Linked DNA regions of Homo sapiens: region 2 is linked to region 1. Evidence: read pairs that join two places in POLR2A ChIA-PET (ENCODE). Cell type or tissue: OCI-LY7. All regions are shown on one strand. Each heading gives the region's core, and the rest is flanking DNA. Links, peaks and the distances in the headings are about the cores only. Region 1 overlaps MRAS (muscle RAS oncogene homolog). Region 2 holds the start of DBR1 (debranching RNA lariats 1).

Region 1 (2,906 bases), core at 257-2,756:
AATGTCTGGAGTAGGCAAATCCATAAAGGCAGGAAGTGGATTAATGGTTTCAGGGACTGAGGAGGGGGGAGAATGGAGAGTGAGTGCTCATGGGTAAGGGGGGTTTTGAGCAGGGTTGGGGATGAATACGTTCAGGAATGAGTTGGCAGTGATTACAGTAATTACTGATTTGTTAATCAGCAATACGTGGTTGTACAACTCTGTGAATACACTAAAAACCACTGAACTGTGCGTGTGAATTCTGCATGTGAATTTTATCTCAATAAAAAAAGTTATATGAGGAAAAAAATCAACCCACCTCCCTCCCTGTAAAACACATGTTCCACCTGCCCTCTCGCTAGGGTGGATGACCCAGCTCTGCTCCTAAGACCATCCTCTCCAGCTAAGCACTGGCTCCAGGTCCCTGCCACCTGTTCGAGGACACTGCTAAAACTGTTGTTCCTTCATCATCCTATTCTCTATTGGTTTATTTCCACCAGCAGGTAAATGTGCTGTAATTTCTCTCATCTTAAAACAAAAATACATTGGCCTGGAACAGTGGCTCACACCTGTAACCCCAGCACTTTGGGAGGCCAAGGCAGGTGGATTACCTGAGGTCAGGAGTTCGAGACCAGCCTGGCAACATGATGAAACCCCATCTCTACCAAAAATACAAAAATTAGCTGTGTGTGGTGGCGGGCGCCTGCAGTCCCAGCTACTCAGGAGGCTGAGGCAGGAGAATCGCTTGAACCTGGGAAGCAGAGGTTGCAGTGAGCCAAGGTTGTGCCACTGCACTCCAGCCTGGGTGACAGAGTGAGACTCTGTCTCAAAAAATAATAAATAAATAAATAAATAAATATATATATTTTAAAACTCAAAAATACAATAAAATGAAACAAAAAAATTTACAAATAAAGCTGGGTACAGTGGTTCATTCCTGTAATCCCAATACTTTGGGAGGCTGAGCTGGGAGGATCACTTGAGCCCTGGAGTTTGAGACCAGTCTGGGCAACAAAGTGAGAACCCCGTCTCTACAAAAAATACAAAAATTTGCCAGGCCTGTGGTCCCAGCTACTGAGGAGACTGAGGTGGGAGGACTGCGGGAGGTCAAGGCTGCAGTGAGTCATGATCATGCCACTGAACTCCAGCCTGGGTGACAAAGCAAGACCCTGTCTTTAAAAAAAAAAAAAAAAAAAAAAAAAAAATTACAAATCAAAACCCCGCCCCTTGGCCTCACCTCTCCCTCCCACTACTGTTCATTTCTCTCTTCCTCCTTTCAGAAACGCTTCTTGCCTATCCTCGCTGCCTGCTCCTCCTCTCCACCACTTTCTTGAACCCACTCTAATTAGACTTTCATCTCCAACCACTCCATCAAAACTGATCTTGTCAAGTCACCAATGACCTCCATGTCACTAAATCCAATGGGTGCTTCTCAGTTCCTCATCCTGCTGGGCTCCTGGCCGGTCTCTCATGCAGCTTAGCTGATGGTCCCTGCCTTTGTGAAGCACCTTCTTCACTTGGCTGCAGGATGCCACTCTCCCTTGGTCTTTATCCTACTACAGTGACTGGTCCTGCCCTGTCTCCTCTTCTCCCCAGCCTCTAAACATTGGTGGGTCCTTCTCTAACCGCAGTCACATTCTTGGTGATCTCTCATCCTGCAGCTTTACAGGTCACCACCCAGATTTCTATCCAGCCCACAGGTCTCCCCTCCTACAGGCTTAGATATCCAGCTGCCACCCTGACTTCTACTTGTATGTGTGAAAGGCATCCTGGATTTAACACGTCCAAAATTAGACTCTTGATTTCCCCTCAAAACTTGTTTTTCACTGTTCTTCCTAATCTTGATAAATGTAACTCTATGCTACTGGTTCTTCAGGCCAAAGACTCTTCCCTCTCTAATAACCTCAAATACTCCATCGACAAATCCTGTCGTTTCCTCCTTCAAAACACAACCAGAATCTACCCTTCTCACCACCTCCTCCACCAATGCCCAAGCCCATCATCAGGAGCTTCTTAACTGGTCTTTCCGATTCTGCCATGGTTCCTCTGTGTTCCGTTCACACCAGAGCCAGAGTGAGCTCTTCTCACTCGCCAGGCCAGGAGCGCAGCAGGATAAGGAACTGAGAAGTATCCACGTTTTAAACATGTTAGATCATGTCCTTCCTCTGCTCAAAATCCTCCAATGGCTTCTCATTTACCTACAAAACCCTGTGAGATCAATCCCTTCCAGCTACCTGCCTGACCTCTCTCCTACTAGCTGTGCTCTCACTTGTTCCACACGCTGGCTTCCTAGCTATTCCCCACACAGGCCAGGCACACCCCTGCCTCGGGGCCCTTGCACCTGATACTCCCACTGACTGAGATTCTCTTCCAGATACAGGTGCAGCTTTCTCTTTTAGGTATCTGCTCCAACATTCCCTTATCAGGAAAGCCCTCCTTGACCAGCCAACACAAGACCGTAACCACTTCCCCACTGTGACTCCCTTACCTTGTCTGACCTTCATCACAGCACTTATCACCACCTGACACCATACATATTTGTTTATGCTCTGTCCCCTCACCCCACTAAAATATAAGCTTCATGAGAGCAGGGGCTTTGATTTGCCAATTGCTATGTCCTCAGAGCCCAAAAGAGAGATGGGTACATTAGCAATTATTTGCAGAAGGAATTAGTGAACATATCCAGGTACATAGGACTCAGGGTTCAATTCACACAACTCTGGGCGGAGAGGTATATCCCTAAGTCAGGGGCTCAAGCCTCACTCCTGAACCTCCCTAGACACAGGGACATGTGTCAGTGGCCCCTCATCCATACAGGTGATGGGACCTATTCTTGAAACCATCAAGCCACCTCATAAATAATATAAACCAGACACAGTGGCTCACATCTGTAATCCTAGTGCTTTAGGAGGCCAAGGTGGGCGGAT
Region 2 (2,906 bases), core at 153-2,652, 210 kb after region 1:
ACCGTCTCAAAAAAACAAAAAACAAACAAACAAACAAAAAACCCACATTACTTTCAGTGAAAAAAAACCTTAAGTTTATAGGTGACTTCTCAGTAGAAGATAATGCAAGCCAGAAGATAATAGAATGCTATTTTTGAAATGCTTTGTAAAAAAAAAACCACACACACACACACACACACACACACACACACACACTGCTTAACTGGTATTCGGTACTCAGTAAACACACCCTTTATGAATTAAGGTGAAACAAAGACATCTCTTTCTTTCTTTTTCTTTTTTTTTTTTTTAGACGGAGTCTCACCCTGTCACCCAGGCTGGAGTGCAATGGCACGATCTCAGATCACTGCAACCTCTGCCTCCTGGGTTCAAGCGATTCTCCTGCCCCAGCCTCCCAAGTAGCTGGGATTACAGGTGTGCGCCACCACGCCCAGCTAATTTTTTGTATCTTTAGTAGAGACAGGGTTTCACCATGTTGGCCATGCTGGTCTCAAACTCCTGACCTCGTGAGCCGCCCGCCTCTGCCTCCCAAAGTGCTGGGATTACAGGTGTGAGCCAGCACACTGGCTTCTTTTCTTTTCTTCTCTCTCTCTTTCTCTTTTGTCTCTTTTTTTTTTTTTTAGACGGAGTCTCGCTCTGTCGCCCAAGCTGGAGTGCAGGGGCGCGATCTCAGGTCACTGCAACCTCCGTCTCCTGGGTTTGAGGGATTCTCCTGCCTCAGCCTCTGAAGTAGCTGTGATTACAGACGTGCGCTACTGCGCCCAGCTAATTTTTGTATTTTTAGTAGAGACAGGGTTTCACCATTTTCCCCAGAGTGGAAAGAAATTTTTAAACAAACAAATATCTAGAAAAAAATTAATCTGTCGTCGGCCTACACTAAACAAACAGGAAAACTTAAACTGAGCTCTTCAGACAGAAGAAAAATGATTCCAAAGAGAAAAATGGAAATCCAGGAAGAAAAGAGTAAGGATGGAAAGAGTACATTTGTGGATGTATATACAAAAAAATATTGACTGCATAAAACAATAATTAAAAAAAAAGAAAAAAGGAAAAAAAGAAAATAAGTTCCCTGGGATCCCAGAATTAGGTTTGACCTTCCCGGTCCCTCTCTCGCGAGATCTGGAAACCGGAAGTGAATTATTTTGCAGGAGTCTACACCCAGGCGGTGGCTATACTTATTAAAGTTGGCGGGAGCTGAGCGATCAGTCGGTCCTGGGCTGGCTGTGGTGTAGGGCGTTGCAGGCAGCGCTCACCTCCTCAGGCCGGCAGAATGCGGGTGGCTGTGGCTGGCTGCTGCCACGGCGAGCTGGATAAGATCTATGAGACGCTGGCGCTGGCAGAGCGGCGCGGCCCGGGGCCTGTCGACCTCTTGCTGTGCTGCGGCGACTTCCAGGCGGTGCGCAACGAGGCGGATCTACGCTGCATGGCCGTGCCGCCCAAGTATCGTCACATGCAAACCTTCTACAGGTGAGGACGCGGCCGGGCCCGGACTTGGCGGTGGGGGGGTGGGACTGGGTTCCCTCTGCCACTGGCTGCCTGTTTCCCTTAGATCCTGTCTTTGTTCTCTCTGTATCTCTAATTGGTGCCTAACTGAATACAGGGGTGAGGTAGTGGGAGGCGGGAAATGTATTCAGTTCGGTACTGTATTCAGTTAGGTACCAAATTATGTCAGTTTCACTAGCACCCTATCTCATTAGGTGCTTAGGAAATGTCACTTTCCTTCTTTCCATACACATCTTATCCATTTCAAAGGGTGTCGAAGCCTGGGAGGGGATAACCTGGAGGAAGAAGCTGACAGGTTTAGATAGCTACCTTGTACTTGATAGGACTCTGGAATTAGTTCATTCAATGATCCTGAAGTTTTTACTGGGCCCCTGCTATGTGCTTGTTGTGGTTCTAGAAGATGAGGTTATGGCAATGAACTCGAAACAGTTCTTGACTTAATTGAACGGGCACTGACTTGAGGCTCAAGGTGGAAGCTCTTCATTCCTAAGGGCAAGGATGGATACTGGGCAATTCCTTTTTTTTTTTTTTTTTTTTTTCTTGAGACAGAGTTTCGCTTTGTTGCCCAGGCTGGAGTGCAGTACCGCGATATTGACCCACTGCAACCTCCGTCTCCTGGGTTCAAGCGATTCTCCCACCTCAGCCTCCCGAGTAGCTGGGATTACACCCAGCTAATTTTTGCATTTTTAGTAGAGACGGGGTTTCACCACATTGGCCAGGTTGGTCTCGAACTCCTGACCTCAGGGGATCCGCCTGTGTCGGCCATCAAAAGTGCTGGGATTACAGGAGGGAGCCACCGCGCCCAGCCCCAGGCAATTCCTTTTGAAAGAGCTTTTTAACTTTTTATGATGAACTCAGTTTCTTTTTTTTTTTCGGAACTTATTTGCTTTTCTGCTATGCCTAATTGTGGTAACTGACTTTGCTCTTATGTTCTAGGTATTACTCTGGAGAGAAAAAGGCTCCAGTTCTCACGCTCTTCATTGGGGGAAACCATGAAGCCTCAAATCATTTGCAAGAGTTACCCTATGGTGGCTGGGTGGCACCAAACATTTATTATTTAGGTATGTGATTGTGTTTGTGGATACTTTTTTTTCCTGGGATGGAAGAGCTTATCAGGATTTGCGTTAGTTGGACTGTGTCTTGACATGTATGGTGTTTGGAGAATGTCATTAATTTAAATACTTAATCGTGAAAATTTAATTAAGATAGTTAATTATTAAATGGTTGATCATGAAAATATGCCCTTCATCTAGTGTTTTAAGCACTAGCTAATATAATTGCAAAGACCTCACACACTATTTGTAGTCCCTTCATTTTTTCTTACAATTTTTATTGAATTAAAGACCTTAAACTTTTATTAATAGAAATTCTTAAGCATACACAAAAGTAGAGAATAGTATGAT

What was found. Peaks named below come from ENCODE experiments on the same cell type or tissue, not always from the same donor. Only the 100,000 strongest peaks of a DNase experiment are listed, where the experiment ranks them.
Region 2: POLR2A ChIA-PET joins it to region 1 with 6 read pairs; 4 of 35 experiments call an interaction of 5 or more read pairs at or near these places.

What each region holds. Positions count from the first base shown.
Region 1 is chr3:138,383,435-138,386,340 of GRCh38, reverse strand. All of the region lies in intron 2 of MRAS (muscle RAS oncogene homolog), which reads right to left. Among named protein-coding and RNA genes, the nearest start is that of MRAS, 36 kb to the right of the region's middle. In OCI-LY7, for the core only: no CTCF peak of the experiment used is centred there; no DNase peak of the experiment used is centred there.
Region 2 is chr3:138,173,160-138,176,065 of GRCh38, reverse strand. DBR1 (debranching RNA lariats 1) reads left to right here and starts at 1,145. Exons shown (of 8, transcript NM_016216.4): 1 at 1,145-1,467; 2 at 2,440-2,564. The coding sequence starts at 1,271. RefSeq lists an enhancer at 1,230-1,439. In OCI-LY7, for the core only: no CTCF peak of the experiment used is centred there; DNase peaks (open chromatin) are centred at 1,145 and 1,405; H3K4me3 peaks cover 2,087 bases; H3K27ac peaks cover 1,544 bases.